Linked DNA regions of Homo sapiens: region 2 is linked to region 1. Evidence: read pairs that join two places in POLR2A ChIA-PET (ENCODE). Cell type or tissue: B cell. All regions are shown on one strand. Each heading gives the region's core, and the rest is flanking DNA. Links, peaks and the distances in the headings are about the cores only.

Evidence for each region. ChIA-PET counts read pairs that join two places held together with the same protein. Peaks named below come from ENCODE experiments on the same cell type or tissue, not always from the same donor. Only the 100,000 strongest peaks of a DNase experiment are listed, where the experiment ranks them.
Region 2: POLR2A ChIA-PET joins it to region 1 with 10 read pairs; 5 of 35 experiments call an interaction of 5 or more read pairs at or near these places.

Annotation. Positions count from the first base shown.
Region 1 is chr16:53,555,318-53,564,938 of GRCh38, reverse strand. It overlaps LOC105371269 (a long non-coding RNA gene), which reads left to right and starts at 4,480. Exons shown (of 8, transcript XR_933588.4): 1 at 4,480-4,706; 2 at 5,597-5,756. RefSeq lists enhancers at 2,863-3,485, 3,486-4,108. In B cell, for the core only: no CTCF peak of the experiment used is centred there; no DNase peak of the experiment used is centred there.
Region 2 is chr16:53,946,351-53,954,350 of GRCh38, reverse strand. All of the region lies in intron 8 of FTO (FTO alpha-ketoglutarate dependent dioxygenase), which reads right to left. Among named protein-coding and RNA genes, the nearest start is that of FTO-IT1, 89 kb to the left of the region's middle. RefSeq lists an enhancer at 70-1,633. In B cell, for the core only: no CTCF peak of the experiment used is centred there; DNase peaks (open chromatin) are centred at 1,730 and 4,410; H3K4me3 peaks cover 598 bases; H3K27ac peaks cover 876 bases.

The DNA.
Region 1 (9,621 bases), core at 1-8,000:
TAGTCAAATAAAATGTGTTGAGTCCCAATGCAGGGCCAGAACTAGGGTGAGACAAGTGAGACGCAATATTTAGGGGTGTGGCCCAAAACTCGGCAATCAAGCTAAATCATGTCGTACTGCAATATTTTAAAGACCAAAATTAACACAAAACACCATAATGCATAAACTATCAGAACATTAAATAAAGACAGGATTTAGAGCATGGCTCAGCTATCCTGGAACCTGAGGTAAAAGGAAAAATTATTAATGCCAGTCCTCTCTTTATTTAACATTTTGATGGTTTATCACGGGTTGTTTTGGCATTTTTTAAAAAAATATTGCATGAAAATAGGATCATCTTGCTGCATGAGTTTTTTGGCACAACCCAAAACGTTGTGCCTGAGGCAAGTGCCTCGTTTCCTCCCCTACTCCCAGCACCGCAACACACACTAAAAGGATCTAGCTTCCCCTCCTCCATCCCACACTTTCTTTCTTCTGGTGTCTGTTTGTTTGTTTTTTCCTAAGACAGAGTCTCACTCTGTTGCCCGGGCTGGAGTGCAATGGATCTCGGCTCACTGCAACCTCCGCCTCCCAGGTTCAAGTGATTCTCCCACCTCAGCCTCCTGAGTAGCTGGGATTACGGGCACCCACCATCATGCCTGGCTAATTTTTGTATTTTTCATAGAGACAGGGTTTCACCATGTTGGCCAGGCTGGTCTCAAACTCCTGACCTCAGATGATCCGCCTGCCTTGGCCTCCCAACGTGCTGGGATTACAGGTGTGAGCCACCACACCCCACCCTACATTTTCAAGATTCACCTTTCCAGGGCAGTGGAGGAAGACAGGGCTTGTTACAGATCTGTTCCTCACTCTGTGGGCACTGTTCCTTTTCCTCTACTGTTATTTATCTCCTAACCATCTTGCCTGGCCCTGTCTCAGGCCTCCTATGCCCATCACTGCCTGGACTTCACCATCAACTCCAGTGCACATGACTGCATATGACTGACTTGTACTTCAGATCCTTGGGGTGGAGATCAGGAAGGCAGTGGGTGACTATACTAAATAATTGCTGTGCTAGCAGGGAACAGCTTTAGTTGCAAGCTTCTAGTCCTCTCCTAGATCTTATTAGCCAACGGCTCCCTCCTTGTAAACCAAAAATAAAACTCCAAGCCCTTCAACTGACAGATGGACCCTCCTCAGCCAAGGCCATTCTAAAGTTAACCTGAAACACGAGTTTAGGCCATGATGGGAAGTGGGGGTTGGACACGCCTCATGATACCCTCCTCCCTTTGGAATTCAGGCACAGTTGACCAGCACTGACATTAAAACAGAGAATTACGGCAGATAGAACAGACTCTTTCAGTCTGATAAGAAACATTTGCAGTCTATTCTTTCTGAAGCTTGCCACCTGGAGGCTTCATCTGCATAATAAGAACCTTGGTCTCCACAATCCCTTGTCTTAACCCGGACACCACTCCTTTCTATTGATGCCAGGTCTTCTGATGAACATTCAACCAATTGCCAATCAGAAAAATATTTCAATGGGCCAGACATGATGGCTCACACCTGTAATCCCAGCACTTTGGGAGGCCAAGACTGGTGGATCACTTGAGGTCAGTTCGAGACCAGCCTGGCCAACATGGTGAAACCCCGTCTCTACTAAAAATATAAAAATTAGCCAGGTGTGGTGGTGGGTGTCTGTAATCCCAGTTACTTGGGAGACTGAGGGAGGAGAATTGCTTGAGCCCAGGAGGCAGAGGTTGCAGTGAGCCAAGATTGCACTACTGCACTCCAGCCTGGGTGGACAGAGCAAGACTCCCTCTCAAAAATAAATAAGTAGAAAATCTTTTAATGTACCTATGACCTGGAAGCAACCCCCACTTATGTCTCCCTAAAATGTATAAAACCAAGCCGTAGCCTGACCACCCTAGGTACATGTTCTCAGAACCTCCTGGGGCCGTGTTACAGGCCATTGGTCCCTCATACTTGTCTCAGGATAAATCCCTTTAAATGTTTTACAGAGTGTGGCTCTTTTCATCAACATTCTAATAACATAAGACAATACTGAGGAACCCTTCACTCCTATCTTTTTTTTCCGGGACCTCAAACCCCATCTCAAGGTCTATGCAGATAATTCCAGAGGTTCTTTCTCTTTTCCATAATGCATAATTGAACACCTCTTTATCTAAATTTCTTCCTCTGGGTCATGCCCATGGGCCATATGCCTCTCTTAGTCAAGCAGGCCCATTAAAAAGGTCTCTCCAGGCTGTGTGTGGTGGCTCACGTCTATAATCCCCGCACTTTGGGAGACCAAGGTAGGCAGATCACTTGAACCCAGGAGTTCAAGACCAGCTTGGGCATCATGGTGAACCCCGCCTCTACAAAAAAAAATTATAAAAATTACCTGGGCATGGTAGCACATACCTGTAGTCCCAACTACTTGGTAGGCTGAGGGGGGAGGATCACCTGAGCCCAGGAGGTCAAGGCTACAGTGAGCCATGATTCCACCCACTACATTCCAGCCTGGGTGATAGATGAGATCCTGTTTCAAAAAAAAAAAAAAAAAAGTCTCTCTCCAAATATAGGAGACCCTCTTTCTGTGGAATTTTGCAACAAAGCCAACTGTCAGCAACTGCTGCACTTTAACGCAAACCCTCTTCTCCCTCCCTATCACATACAGGATTTAGTCACCTGTGCACAGGTCCTAAGGTCACCAGTTGTAAGAGCTGTGTCTTTTTCATCTTCATCCTCAGGCCTGAGAGCTGGGCCTGGCACAGAGAAATTGCTGGGTGAAGATGCTCAAAGCTGCCACATCCATCATTGCTAGGGGTGGGTCAGTGGGGTGGCCTAGGGGACAGTAATGGAGTGGGAGATTATGGACAGGCATACAGCTATGATGTGGCTCATTCTGAGTTGTTTGGTTCCAGAGCCCCAAAGGCCTTCCAGGAAGAATCTCGTTCTACTCCATCCTGCCTGAGTATGCTGGTGCCCCAGACCCCCATTAACCACCACACTGAGACTCCTCCCCAGAAGATGCTCCTGATTCCACAGCACAAAACCAAAGCCCCTGAGTTTGCTGAGGTGGGGAGAGAAGCAGGAAGAGCCTGGGTTGGAATCTATAAACCAAAAATAAAATCCTAAGCACAACAACCAACTAAATGGACCCCCTGTGGGCCAAGAGGACCCCTGAGAAACCCGAAAAACTGAATTCCTGGCTGTGATGGGACACACCTTGTTATATATTCCCTCCCTTTTGGAGGTTAAGCACAGCTGACCAGCATTAACATTAAAATAGAGATCCATCCTAAGACTGACAAAACAGACTCTTTGTGGCAATAAGATACCAAATTCCAACCTGACTCTGGTATAGCATCACATGACAGATAGCAGACCCTGAAGGAAATCAGAATATTTTGCCACAAAATTTATTCCTTTGACATCTTTTGAAATGGCCCTCAAAGTCATCTTCTGTTGAGGAAACATGCATCTGTAGAAAATCTCCATTAACACAGCCACGGCTTTTCTTTCTAGGTCTTTCCTGGATCTAAGAGAGATGACCTAAGAGTCTGACACCTTTTAAGATCTGAAAAGAGACATTTACCATCTATTCTCTCTGAAGGCTGCTACCTGGAAGCTTCATCTACATCACAAGAACCTCGCCTCCACATGCCCCCTTATCTTAACTCAGGCATTTTTTCCCATTGATTTCAAGTCTTCAGACAAAGCTTAACTCTTTCAACCAATTGCCAATCAGAAAATCTTTAAATCATGGGCATGGTGGCACACGCCTGTAATCCCAGCTACTCGGGAGGCTGAGAATGACTTGAATCCAGGAGGCAGAGATTGCAGTGAGCCAAGATTGCGCCACTGCACTCCAGCCTGGGCAACAGCACGAGACTCTGTCTCAAAAAAAAAAAAAGAAAAAAGAAAAGAAAATCTTTGAATCAACCTATGACCTCTAAACACCACCCCCTCACCTTCTACCCCACTAACTCCCCCTCACTTTCAAGATGTCCCACCTTTCCAGCTGAACCAATGTATACCTTATATGTACTGATTTATGTCTTTACCTGTAACTTCTGTCTCCCTAAAATTTATAAAGCCAAAGTAACCCAGCCGCCTGGGGCACACTTTCTCAGGGCCTCTTGAGACTGTTCTCCAGGCCGTGGTCACTCATGCTGGCTCAGAATAAACCTCTTTAAATATTTTACAGAATTTGATTTTTCTGTTGACAAATCCTTGTTCCCTGGCCAGGCTTGGTGACTTAAGCTTATAATCCCAGCACTCTAGGAGACTGAGGTGGGAGGATCACTTGAGGTCAGGATTTTCCAGCCTGGGCAACATAGTGAGACCCTTGTCTCTATTTAAAAAAAAAAAAAAAAAAAGTAAAAATTAGCCAGGCATGGTGGTGTGCACCTGTAATCCCAGCTACTTAGGAGGCTGAGGAAGGAAGATTGCTTGAGCCTGTACGGTTCTTGTAACGGTTCTAACCCCAAGACTGAGCCAACAGACAACACGAGGCGGTGTGGAGCAACATGCCGTTTTAATGAGCAGACGCACTGGGTGCTGGCGGGCTGAGGCCTAAAATGGCGTCAGCCCCAAGTGAGGACAGGGCAAAGGTTTTATAGTCTTCTGTAAACGGGAAGTGCCCTAGTCTGACGTAATTGCTACGTTGCACCCGGATGGCCTCTTTCTCGATCTTCAGGGGTCCGTGTCTTCCAGCGAGGGTGGGTGTCTTCTGTCCAGCTCTCCTCCCGCTTCTGCTATCTTGCTGACACACGCTGCCGAAGCAAGTGGTCTTGCGCCTTGGGCCTGGGCCTGAGAAGGGAGGAGTTACTCATCTCCTTAAGCTTTCAGGCCCCGGGGAGAATCTTACAGAGCCCAGGAGCTTGAGGCTGCTGTGAGTTGTAATGGTGTCACTGCACTCCAGGCTGGGCAACAGACTGAGGCCCTGTGTTTTGTTTTGTTTTAAAAAGAAAAAGAATAGAAAAGAAAAATCCCTGCTCCCTTGCAGCACAACCCTGTGTGTTAGTCTCTCCAGGCCTCAGTTTCTTCCTCCCTGGAGTAGGATCATAAAAAATACAATCTCCAGTGGTTACTGTTATGAGGGTTAAATTAGATATGACATGCAAGGCACTTAGAAGAGTGCCTGGCACATGATAAGCATTCAGTGGACATCAGCCACTCTCATTTCCTCGTGGCCTGTGGGGTGTTTATCTTTCAGCATAGAGAAGGCAGACAGTGGCAGATTGTCTTAGTGTGTCTGAGACACTGAGCTGAGGACTCTGTGATTCACTCTTGGTTGCCTTGGGTGTTTTCATTCCCGGTAGCATTAGAGGAATTGGAGGCCCCTGGAAAAAGATCTCTTTGCTCCAAAGAAGGAGAAACTTTACATGCAAGTTACCTTTAAGGCCTGAGCAATGGGAGTCAAGAGTACACAAACATCGCTGGAAACAGATCCATGGCTTCAGAGGCAAACCCCAAGCTCTCTCCCCAGAGGCCGGGTCTGGAGTGGAGTGTGTTGAAGAGATAGTAATATAAAGAGGCAGAAAGACTGCCTGCTTCAGGGTTTGCATTAAACTTGGGCTTTGGTGCATTTTTTTTTTTTTATTTCCAGGAAGAAGGCTTTGTGGGGCTACTGGGGTCATGAAGGCCTTTTCAAAGCACGCATCACACCCATGGGGAAGAGCCCCGTCCCCGCAAGGAAGGGCCTAAGATGCATGCAGAATCCTTCACAGTAGGAAGGGAAGAAGCAACGTTCCCTGTCTAGCCGCCAGGTCAGTAAGAATTCCTTCTTGCAACAGCCAATGACGAGCTTAAGCCCTGAAGCCCAGCTCTGGCTGTTAGATCCTCTCTACTTTCCATCCCCAGACCTACCTTCCTGTACCCCTTCCTTTACTGGCTTGAAAGAACCTATCAGGGTCCAGAGCCTCCATATGGGCCCCCCAAGGAACTGCTGGGACTCAGCCAGCCAACATCATCACCTCCCAGGCAGCAAACAAGACCCCAATACGCAGTCTGACATAAGCTCTACAAAACTCCAGAGCCAGCTGGCCTCACCTACTTCAGAACCAAATGCCAGGAAACTCTGGCTGGCCCGCCAAGTCCCCGGGACTGAAGGGATGGAGGACTTGCTGACATGTGCCTTCGTCTTTCATTGCTCTGCTCTCCACCTCCCTTTCCCTGCCTGCGTGCTATACTGTGTCTTGGCATAGCTGGCTGGATCTACACAATGCTCAGCACTAGGCTGGACAAACCAGCTCCAAAGGACCAGTGCTTTCCTACAGGGCCAGGTCTCCAAAGGCTGCTCGGAATGTGCTGTGTGGTCCTGGATCCAAGTGCCAGGAGCTGGATGAGAGGGCCTGTGACCTACTCCTCATCAGAAAGGAAAGAGGGCTCTACTCTTCCAACCAAAGGCCACAGTTCATTTCTTTCTTCTTTTCTCTTTTGGAGACAGTATCTGGCTCTGTCACCCAGGCTGGAGTGCAGTGGCACAATCTCGGTTCACTGCAGCCTCCACCTCCCAGGTTCAAGTGATCTTCCCACCTCAGCCTCCTGAGTAGCTGGGACCACAGCTGCGCACCACCATGCCCGGCTAATATTTGCTTTTTTTTTTTTTTTTGAGACAGAGTCTCACTCCATCACCAGACCGGAGTGCAGTGGTGCAATCTCGGCTCACTGCAAGCTCTGCCTCCTGGGTTCAAGTGATTCTCCTGCCTCAGCCTCCCGAGTAGCTGGGACTACAGGCACCCGCCACCACGCCTGGCTAATTTTTTGTATTTTTAGTAGAAATGGGGTTTCACCATGTTGGCCAGGATGGTCTCAATCTCTTGACCTCGTGATCCACCCACCTTGGCACCCCAAAGTGCTGGGATTACAGGCGCAAGCCACCGTTCCAGGCCACTTTTTTTTTTTTTTTTTTTTTGTAGAGCTAGGGTTTCACCATGTTGCCTAGGCTGGTCTGGAACTCCTGGGCTCAAGTGATCTGCCCACCTCGGTCTCCCAAAGTGCTGGGTTTACAGGCATGAGCCACCGTGCCTGGCCCCACAGTTCATCTCTTAGTGAAAACCATTCCAATCTACCAAGGCTGCATTTTGCTTTTCTCCTCCCTTCTTCAAGAAGGGTGTGCCAGCACATCTTCTGTAACCCAAATATATCTGGACCACCTCAGGCTTCCATCGGCATCACAGTCAGTCAGTGTCACTATGGCAACTGCGAGCAATGGAGAAGACCCCTCTCAACAGGAGTCCCTGGGGAGACACCCAAAGATTCCAGGCTTTTCTACAGCAAAATGTGTCAACAGTCATTCCTCTGTCTCTCTCATCCTGCCACGATCTTCTCCTGAGTCCCCACACTCCAAGACAACCTTAAGTCTCTTTTTTATCTTCTCTCTACACCAAGTTTGTCCAACCCATGGCCCGTGGACCACATGCAGCCCAGGATGGCTTTGAATGCAGCCCAACACAAATTCGTAAACTTTCTTAAAACATGATGTGATTTGGCCAGGCCGGGTGCAGTGGCTCGCCCCTGTAATCTCAGTACTTTGGGAGGCTGAGGTGAGTGGATCACTTGAGGTCAGGAGTTCGAGACCAGCCTGGCCAACATGGCAAAACCCCATCTCTACTAAAAATACAAAAATTAGCTGGGCGTGGTGGTGTGCACCTGTAATCCCAGCTACTCGGGAGGCTGAGGCAGGAGAATTGCTTGAACCCAGGAGGAGGAGGTTGCAGCGAGCTGAGATCATGCCTCTGCACTCCAGTCTTAGAAACAGACTGAGACTCCGTCTCAAAAAAAAAAATTATGAGATTTATTTGTGATTATTTTTAAGCTCATCAGCTATTGTTAGTGCTCATGTATTTTATGTGTGGCCCAGGACAATTCTTCTTCCAATGTGGTCCAGGGAAGCCCAAAGATTAGACATCCCTGCTGTATGCACACTCTCAAACCACCCCCACCCCCTGGTCAGAGAGCAGGGTCTGCTTCCATTCTTTCCTTCATTTGAAAAATTCCTTTAAAATCTCTCTACTGCAGGCCCTTCTGCAGCTAATCCTAATCCCCATACAAAAGGCTCATGAACCCCTCAAGAGCAGACACCCAATTTTCCAGCTCCCCACCCTGTGACTCCGCGCCCGTGTGAATGATCTCGTCTGTCTTTACCTCTGTCACTTGTCAATGTGCAAGCGCATGTTTTCTAATGATGCAAACACCTCAATTCTGGAATCTTACTGAAGGTCAAACATTTACTCAGCCATTAAAACTCTCTGTGCTAGTGTAATTTACATTTGTATTTGCAAGGAAAATATAGTGCGCCTGGTAGACAGCATTTAATGGCTTTTTTCCATTAACTCAAGTGGACAAAAACGAGTACCACAGCCAAATCCAACAAATCCTGGTGGTCTTTCTCTGTCCACCAAAAGAAACACCTGCACCATCGCCATGCCCTCCCCCACCCCCCAAATTCAGGCCCCATCTCATTTTGTAGAGTTTTTGTGAGCACCAGCCTCAGTGAGGAGGGGGCGCCCCAGGCCTGAAAGGTTCCATGGCCTGGATCCTCAGCTAAAGTCCCGCGTTCCTGTGAACCCCAACTGTGCTGAGGTCAATGCAGGATGAAGGTGGGAGATGTACTTAAACACCGACTGCCAGGAAGGTCTTTTCCATTTGGTAGTGATCAGATGTCAGCCAGACCATCTCCGGGGATGAGCTGTAGGTGAAGGTGAGTCTTTCCACATGTCTCCCATGAAAATTGAAAATGATTCTCTAATGCACTCCAGAATCTCTCCAAAACATTTTTATTGTTTCAAAAAGGGAAAGGAAAATGTAAGCCCAGTTGAACAGCATGGGGTTTCTAATCCAAATGGACAAAGCAGGAGGACAATTCAGGCCTGATATTAAGTCGAAGAGAGAGCCCAGTGGGCAACAGATAGGGCCGTGAGTCCAGTGGACATTGCCTGAGCACAATTTGATGAGGGGGATGGCATGCTGTACCCATGGGAATGCCAAACCTTTCCACTGTTTAACGAGGGGATAGAGGCTGGTGAACTCCTGAGAGATCATTCGAAATAATTTTCCCAGTACTTACTAAGGGATTTTGCATTTGAGGTACAAGAAGGTTTGGGGGAAGAAAATGAATTGCAATTTTCCTACCAGGACTGGAATTGCCCGGAGGAGTAACTGACCATATTCCCCTATTCACTGCTCCAAAATACAGCCCATCCCATAGAGATTGGCAATTCCACTGTTAGAGATTCTTTCCTTTGGATTAAACTTTTTTTTTTTTTTTTTTGAGATGGAGTCTCGTGCTGTTACCCAGGCTGGAGTGCAGCAGCACAATCTTGGCTCACTGCAGCCTCTGCCTCCCGAGTTCAAGAGATTCTCATGCCTCAGCCTCCCCAGTAGCTGGGACTACAGGCATGTGCCACCGCACCCCGCTAATTTTTTGTTTTGTTTTGTTGTTGTTGTGGGGTTTTTTTTGGTTTTTTTGCTTTTTTTTTTTTGGTTTTTTGAGACGGAGTCTCGCTGTCTCCCAGGCCGGAGTGCAGTGGCCTGATCTGGGCTCACTGCAAGCTCCGCCTCCCGGGTTCACACCATTCTCCTGCCTCAGCCTCCCAAGTAGCTGGGACTACAGGCGCCTGCCACCATGCC
Region 2 (8,000 bases), core at 1-8,000, 390 kb before region 1:
GAAAAAAAAAGTTCTGCCTCCTTTTAAATGAAAGGCCCATCCACAGGTAGCCATGTTAAAAGAAGATTATTTCTTTGTTCCACAGGGAAATCAGAGAACAGAGAATTTGATTTCAACAACTCTTACTAACTCCTCATTCTCGAGATGTGCTTAAATAGATCCACCTTTCCCCTTTTCCCCTTGTCTTTTTATATTTCAAAATGGGTAGGTGAGAAAACTGAGAACCTTGTTCATATCTATCAACAATCTATGAACATCTACTCCTTGCCAAGCATTAGGGCCAACTACTGGGCACTACACTTTCTGCAGGACCCTAGCCTTCGTCATTAAGTTTGAAGCTATAAGTGAAGGTAGAAAATGCTGTTGTTTTACAGATATACATTGGGAGTAGCTTCCGAAGCGTATTTTACTAGTTCAATATGGTAAGAAGAATTCAGCCATAGCTGGCATCACCACACATTGTTTCACAAAAATGCACTGTGGAGAATGGACACTGTACCTATAATTTTAAAAGATTTGCTCATTTAAATGAACCAGCAGCATTTTCTGCCACATAATGGAGAAATTCACAGGATGCTGGGCCCCTCATGGCTTCTGTGGCTATAAAAGCCCCTTCATGCTGGATTTTTTTATATTTGGTAAATTAATAGTTTGCTGTTCCAAGATTCCTACGTGTTTATATTATTGCTTTTCTAACATAAAAGTTTGCAGTTGTTATGGAAACATATGGTAACATTTGCTGCTAAATTTTAAATGCATTTTCTACCCCTGTTACACACCTGAAATGAAGCCAAAAACTCTTTTTGCTTTACATTAGAGTGAAATTCAAACTGGTCTGGGTGACTATAAATGGTTACTGTTTGTCTTGGCTCCTACCTGTATCAGATTTAGACTGAGGAATCTTAGGGAAGAAATTACACGGGATAAAATGGATATTTCTAAATTACAAGGCCTACAATTCCAGTGGCTCCAAATATCAGCTTTCTGTTTCATCTCAGCCTGCCAGAAAGAAAATGGTGGGGCCAGACAATAAAAGATAGACAACGTTTACTTTCCAGAGCCAAATGCTTCTTGTTTTGATTATACTGGAGAAGGAGGTTGCAGATCCTGATCAGTTAAGTCTTGTTAGCAAATTAAATGGTTGTAGACTACAATGGTGTAAGACATGAGTTTTAGCCCCTGGCTTCAAGTCGAAATGACAAAAGTATACATTCTTTCAACCCATTTTGTTCTGCAGTTTTCCTCTTTGAGCCCTTCACAATTCTCAAGTAATTGTTCATGATGACTCTAGGCCCGTGGGGAGGGTGACTTGGAAACGTTCATTGGACGGGTTTTCTAAGTTTCCCAATTATCCATTTCTCCATACCTTAACACCTCACCCAAGTCAAGTTTCCTTGTGCAATGTAACTAGTCATAAATACCGCTCAAAAAAAGTAGGCACTTTGGCTCAGAAAAATATCAAATGAGAAAGACAGTATGAGAATTCTCACCTGCTTGAGCATTTTTCTGGAACTTTAAATCAAGGTTAATCGAGAGTCACAGAAGAACTTCAAACATGTGCATTAGGTCTAGCTCTGGGACCTGGCAGATCCAATTCCCACCCACATCTCAGTCTTGTGGGCTGTATTCTTCCACCCATTTCAGCACATTTGTTGACAGTCAAGGTTAATTTTCATAGGTTAACTCTGTCTCTTCTGCCTTGGAATATAACCATGCTCTTTGCTAGAGAGTTTCACTTTCAGTTTCCCACAAGATTAGATACTGCTTGCATATATTTAAAGTGACTGGGGAAAAGAATTATGATACTTTTCTAAGTACGAAAATATGGGAAGTTGCCAAAGATTTTTTTTGCTCCACTGACCCTTGTCATCTGCTCTAGTACACATCCAGGATGCTACATAAGGAAGCCAAAGGCTCAGCAGGGTCCAGTCAGCTGCACAGGTTAGAGCCCTTCAGAAAACATGGATAATCATGGCATTATCATATGCTATGTTGCATGTTTCCATGTTGCTTCTCCACCTTTCTTCTTTAGAGAACAGAGAGAGAATAATATTTCTTAATCTATCACAAAAGGAAGTAGATTAAGAAGAAGACACCAGAAGCTGACTGCCTGGGCTCAAATCCTGGCTTGACCACTGACAACCTGTGCTATCCTGAGTAAATTCCCTAACCTCTCTGGGTCTTAGTCACCTTAACTATAAAATGAAAGAAAACAAAACAAAACTACTTCACTGGGTTGGTGTGAGGAGTAAGTAAGGAATATGGGCAAAACACGTAGAATAGTACCTGGCATACAGTAAAGACTCAGTGGAGGTTAGCTGCTATTATTATGATGATGATGATGATCAGCATCTTCTTCATAATCAATAGCATAATTATGATTGAAACATATGTTTCTGCACCCCTCCAGTTTATAAGGCCAGCATTTTATAAACTTTGATGATGTGATCCACTATCATGATTTTAGCCATATCCATGAACCACCCACATTATTGCATTTCTAGCATTTTTCTTTAAATCAACTTAAAAAAAAAAACAAGATTGATTTGAGTCTTGTCCTCAATAATATTAGTTGAAAACCATGGATCCAATATTCTAATTATGCTTTTCTAACCTAACGTAAAATATATTCAGTTAGACAGGAGGAATCAGTTTTTGAGATATATTGCATAGCAGTGTAACACAGTTAATAATAATAGAGTGCATGATTTCAAAATTGCTGAGAGTGAATTTCAAATGTCTCCCTATATACACAAAAAGCAAAGCATATAAATTTTCAAATAAAAAGTATTCATCAGTGTCTCACAGAATCATCTTGTGTGCCACGCACAGCGCACTACTTCAGGACTCTCTGAACTAGGCCTTGGCACATTTCACTAGAGTCTCCCTAGGCACAAACTCAAAGTCACTGTAGATTAGACAGAAACCCACCACCAAAATTATCCACATGGACAATACACAGCCTTGTTAAGGGACTGAACATGGATGACTGTCACTAAGCTTACTTGGCTTAGTACACATTCAGGTCTGAATCCTATCTCAGCACTAAAAAACTGAAAGCAGTTCCCTGTTATTAGCCTAAGTTCCTAGTAATGTGAGCATTGTGTTGGGGGGTAGCTTGGAGACGGGGTGAGGTCCTTGTGAAAGAAAAAAAGTGATGCTCTATTCAAAGGTCTTATCCAATCTCTGCAGACTGGTTTAAATGTATTTTGACCCTGTGCTAACCCATTTTCATGTGATACATTTGGTATAAGAAAAGATTAATTACTTACGAAAAACAAGCTAACAACTTTACAGCAAATATATTATCACTATATAGAACGGGACATAAAGGTTTCCACTAGCATCATTAGCTTCGTTATAATAAATGAGATGCTTTATGTGATGTATAATACGGTAAAGCCAACACAGCTGTTTGCTTCTGTAGGAAAGAGCCTAGGTGCACCGCACCTGAGTCTGCAAACACTTAATAAGCCCTCAACAACAAAGCTGCCTCACTGAGAACTCTGGTGGCTGAAGCCATTATCCACGGATAATTAACTATGTCAGGACACTGAGGTCCTAACATGAGGTCCTCATAATTCCCCACTATGGGAAAGACAGTAAAACATTATTATATTACTAATATTTAGTAAGAAGACTGTTCTATTTGTGTGTTATTAATGCAAGCTGTAAGTTACCGCATCATTTGAATTACTATTAGTTCTTCTGGGCACTCTCTCACATGAAGGGCAAAGCAGCCCTTTGCGCTTAAGAACAGGAAAGAAATACTTCCACGTGGATTAAAATTTTTTAAATGTATTTGTAATTTGTTCTGTTTATTTTTCCTCTGGCTGCATGAATATATCTACGACATTTATCACTGGAAAAAATATCACTAAAATGACCAATACTAAGGAAGCTCAAAGCTATACAATTGTAAAACATTTCTCGTATACTCATTTGATCTTTAGAAGAATCCATCATTTTGCTTTCTCCAAGTATCCTGGTCATTTTGAGACTCTCCCCTATAATACAAAGTATTTAAATTTCTCAGTAACGAGGCTTTTTGACGCTTGAAGACAAAAGCTCCAGTCCATTTATTAAGACGACTTCCTACTGTGTGGGGCTGTTTTTTTACCTCATAATTAAAATAGCACCTGAACAGGACCATCTGTGAGCATGGATTAAGTTTTTTTTTTTTTTTTTTTTTTTTACAAATGTGAATATCTTTTTTTTTCCTGCCAAATGCCTCTAAACCTCATATAGATTTTGTGTTACACACCAAAAAAAAAAAAATGTTTAAATAAACCTTTACTTTCCCCCCCCAAAAAAAGAAAATGAAAGTAGTTAGGGTAAACATTTTGCTCTTCACTGCAACCCTTCATGCATCAGTAAATAAACGTACAGCTATGTAATTTGTTTAAAGAACGAATGAACTGTCAGTCTTTGCTTTCTGTTTCTGGATTCTGTTCGTTTATGGCAACCCAGAGACACAGTTTGCCACTTAATTTTCCTCTTCCTTTTTCAAATACACACATTTTGGAAAAGACATTATTTATCCAAAAGGCTGCCAAGGCATTGGGTTAGGATGGATCTGGATATACAGACTATTTCACAAGCTAGTCTTATTTAACCAAAATAAAGTCTCACTGGGTTTTTTTTTTTTTTTTTGCACAAACTGCAAATCCATAAATGCAGAGATTATAAACATTGATACCGAAATTTCTTCCAGAGGATTTTCTGACCTTATGTTAACTCTGCCATAGACATTCGTGTTTCTTTGGAAATGTTGGCTTATTTTAATGAAATGGTTCCTTTGGTACAGTTGGGGCTGTGATGTCAACCTGGCTCCATTCTAAGAACCCTTATGAAATATTTACAGTGAAATTTAACTACACATGCGTAACAGCTGACTTCGGTGGCCGCCAAGGTTTAGGCTTACCTTTTTATCTTTCTTAAAGGAAAAAATATTTTTACATTTTCCTCTTCTCCAGAAGCTCAAACCCTCTTGTATTTAACAACTTCCCAACTCACACCTCTATGTGACCATCAGTGTGGAGTGGTGAGACTAAAAGATGATTCTGGCCACATGACATCTTTGTTCAAGCTTCACTTCTACAGTGAAAGAACAGCTGGGTTCCCCCATGGAGGAGATGGGAGCTAAAGCAGGAGCTCAAGGGTGTAACAGGAGAAATGGTGATTCACTAGCAATAAGTCCCAGTCCTTCCTTTCTGAGAATTAAACCCTTTATCAAATTCAAAACTGCCAACATTTTTGTGGACACCTTTTTATGGTGACAATGAGCACCATATACACCTCATTCACTTTTGGAAACTCTCATATACTTTGTTTATAAAAGGAAAGATGAAATAGTGCCAAGTTCAAGGCAACACACACGTACACACATACACACTCACGCGCAAGAACCTACATGGAATAATGCAATGTTACAAGGTCACAAGGTCACAGAGGCAATACACAGATTGTGTACTGGTCTCCCAGCCAGGGTCATTCCTTCTATTCTTGAGAAGTGTGAGAAGATGGAGAAGGTTTTTAATTCAAAGCAGTCAGGACTTTCATTCTATAGCAGAATCCTGCCCACAATGTCCAGGCTCCACACATGTTTTGATTAGCCTAACAGTTACAAATATTTGAATTCATGCTAACATTTAAATCACTGTGAGACTTCGGAAGCATACACATACAATATGAATGTTCCACTTCTGTTGAAAATGTGGAAGACCTACTAACATAGATCCTGCCTCCTCGCAAGGCTGGATAGCAGCTGCCTGGCTGCCCACTTGAGACAAAGTGTGAATGTCCGCTGGCCAGGAGACCAGAAGACAATCTGGGTATTGCCTCTGTGACCTTGTAACATTGTTCTACTCTATGCAGATTCTGGCATACACACACACGTGTGTTTTGCCTTGAACTTAACAGTGTCTCACCTCTCTGGCTTTATCTACATACATGATTACCATGGCCTACAGACATCTGAATCTGCAATCCCTGGTCTGAGTTCACTAGCATTCACTAGAAAACTCACAAATATCCAACTCTCATGCCCCCATCATCAAAAGCTCAGACGAATACTTCCTTCAGAAAGCCCGGTGCCTCTTTGGACATGAATTCACTATTCCATGTGTCCTTCAAATCCCTCCAAACCAGGTCTCTTATACAGCCGCAGTGTAATGATCTGAGGCACTCTTCGTACAAAAACTAGTAGATGTGTGAATGCAATAAAAGTGCTCAGAAACACACAAGGAGAAATCACCAGCTAAGGGAATGGCTCTCTTACTTTACAATGGCGAGTTCTCAACCTGCCACCGAAACCACCACTGTTTGTGTACGCGTCACTCAAACTCAGACTTTGATTTATACATGCAGGCGTACTTTCTTAACACACCCTCTCTGACTTTTCTGCCATAGCCCGTTTCCAATGCCACTAGAAGATGCTGTGCTTAATACAGCTTCCCAATTCTCCAAGGCCCCCTCAAAGCTTTTAAAGCTAGCATAACATGCAGAATTTCAAATGAAGTACCAACAGCAGAAAGATCATTTACAGTAACTATACAAACAAGCTAAATGAAAGACTTGTGTTCAGTCATTAAAAATAATAATGCTAAAGCCCCGAGGGCTGAAATGTAAAGCTTAGACTTCGTGTGAGGAAATAGAAAAGGAGTGTGTTTATTATCCCAATAAGATAACCTGTTAATTTATTTAGTAGGCAATTTTCGAGTACATTCGTCCACAGTGAAATCTCGCTTTATCAGATTATATGAAAAATCACCACCACAAATAAAATGCTCGTTCAAGCCAGGGGCTTTTGCAAGATAGAAATTACCAAGTAGGAGACCAGTAAGGGGTGGCTGGGAAGTGCTGCCACTAATAGCTTCCGCCCCCTTATTCTCCTCCTCTCCTGAACCAAGCCCAGAGTTAGTTATAGAGTTATCTATCTCACACTTTGCAGATGATGCCTAACATCATGACAACAGAGAAGAGGAAAGGTCTCTGGACCTGCCTACCTACAACAAGTTTCTGTAAAGTAATGAATACAGACAGCTTGGGGACCATCCACCTGCGCTGCCTGCCTCTTCCTGCCTGCAAAGTGAAACCACCAGGGATTGGCAGAAGGTACTTGTCTGACAGGGCCAGGACAGCCTTTCTCCTCAGTGACAGCCTGGGCCTACCCTCTTAAACTTGACCCACCATAATTCCTTCACAGTGCAGCAGCAAGGCAGCTGACAGTAGCAGCTGCAGCTCCTAAGCGAGATGGATGGAATTTTCATAACTAGTTCCCCAAGTTACATTTTACCTTCAAGATAATTTATGAGCTGCTCTGGAGCCTTGAAGAGACAATATGCTTGCCATAAAATTAACTGTAACAGTCTTGTAGGTTATAATTAACACTGGGAGGGTAGCACCAACTGGATGAAACACATGGCGTAATTGATGGTGAAACTGGAAATGAAGCAAGCTAACAATATCATTACTGTGCAGGCTGCCTTAGCAAAACCTATGCTTTCCGAGGGTTCATTGCAGTTGCCTCCCAGGCCCGTATTCTGGTAGGAAAGAGGCCAGAGCTGGGCAGAGGGGTGGAGGTTTTGCTGGCCAGGCCATGGGGTACCTGGACAGATACAATGGCTGTCAACAGTCTGGAAAGAGAGCCGTAGCACAGCATCTGGTCATATGCTTCCTGGAGTTCAGACCAGGCCCTACATAAGCCTTCCTTGTAGATATGACTTCATTTTTTCAGTAAACAGCAACTTTTTCAGTGAAAAAAAATATAAGAATAAAAAGAAGACAATAGGAACTTCCAAAACGCCCTTCCAAGGATTGGGACATTTATTTAGCATACATTCTGGAAGCAAAACAACTTAATATGAGCATATCTTAATAAAAAATGAAGATGGTTAACTAAACCTAAAGGTTTATTAAACTAAAAAGTAACGTCCTGAGCACCCTATCCAAAGTTGACTATGGAGAGAAAGGTAATCAGAAGAGTCCCATCAAACACT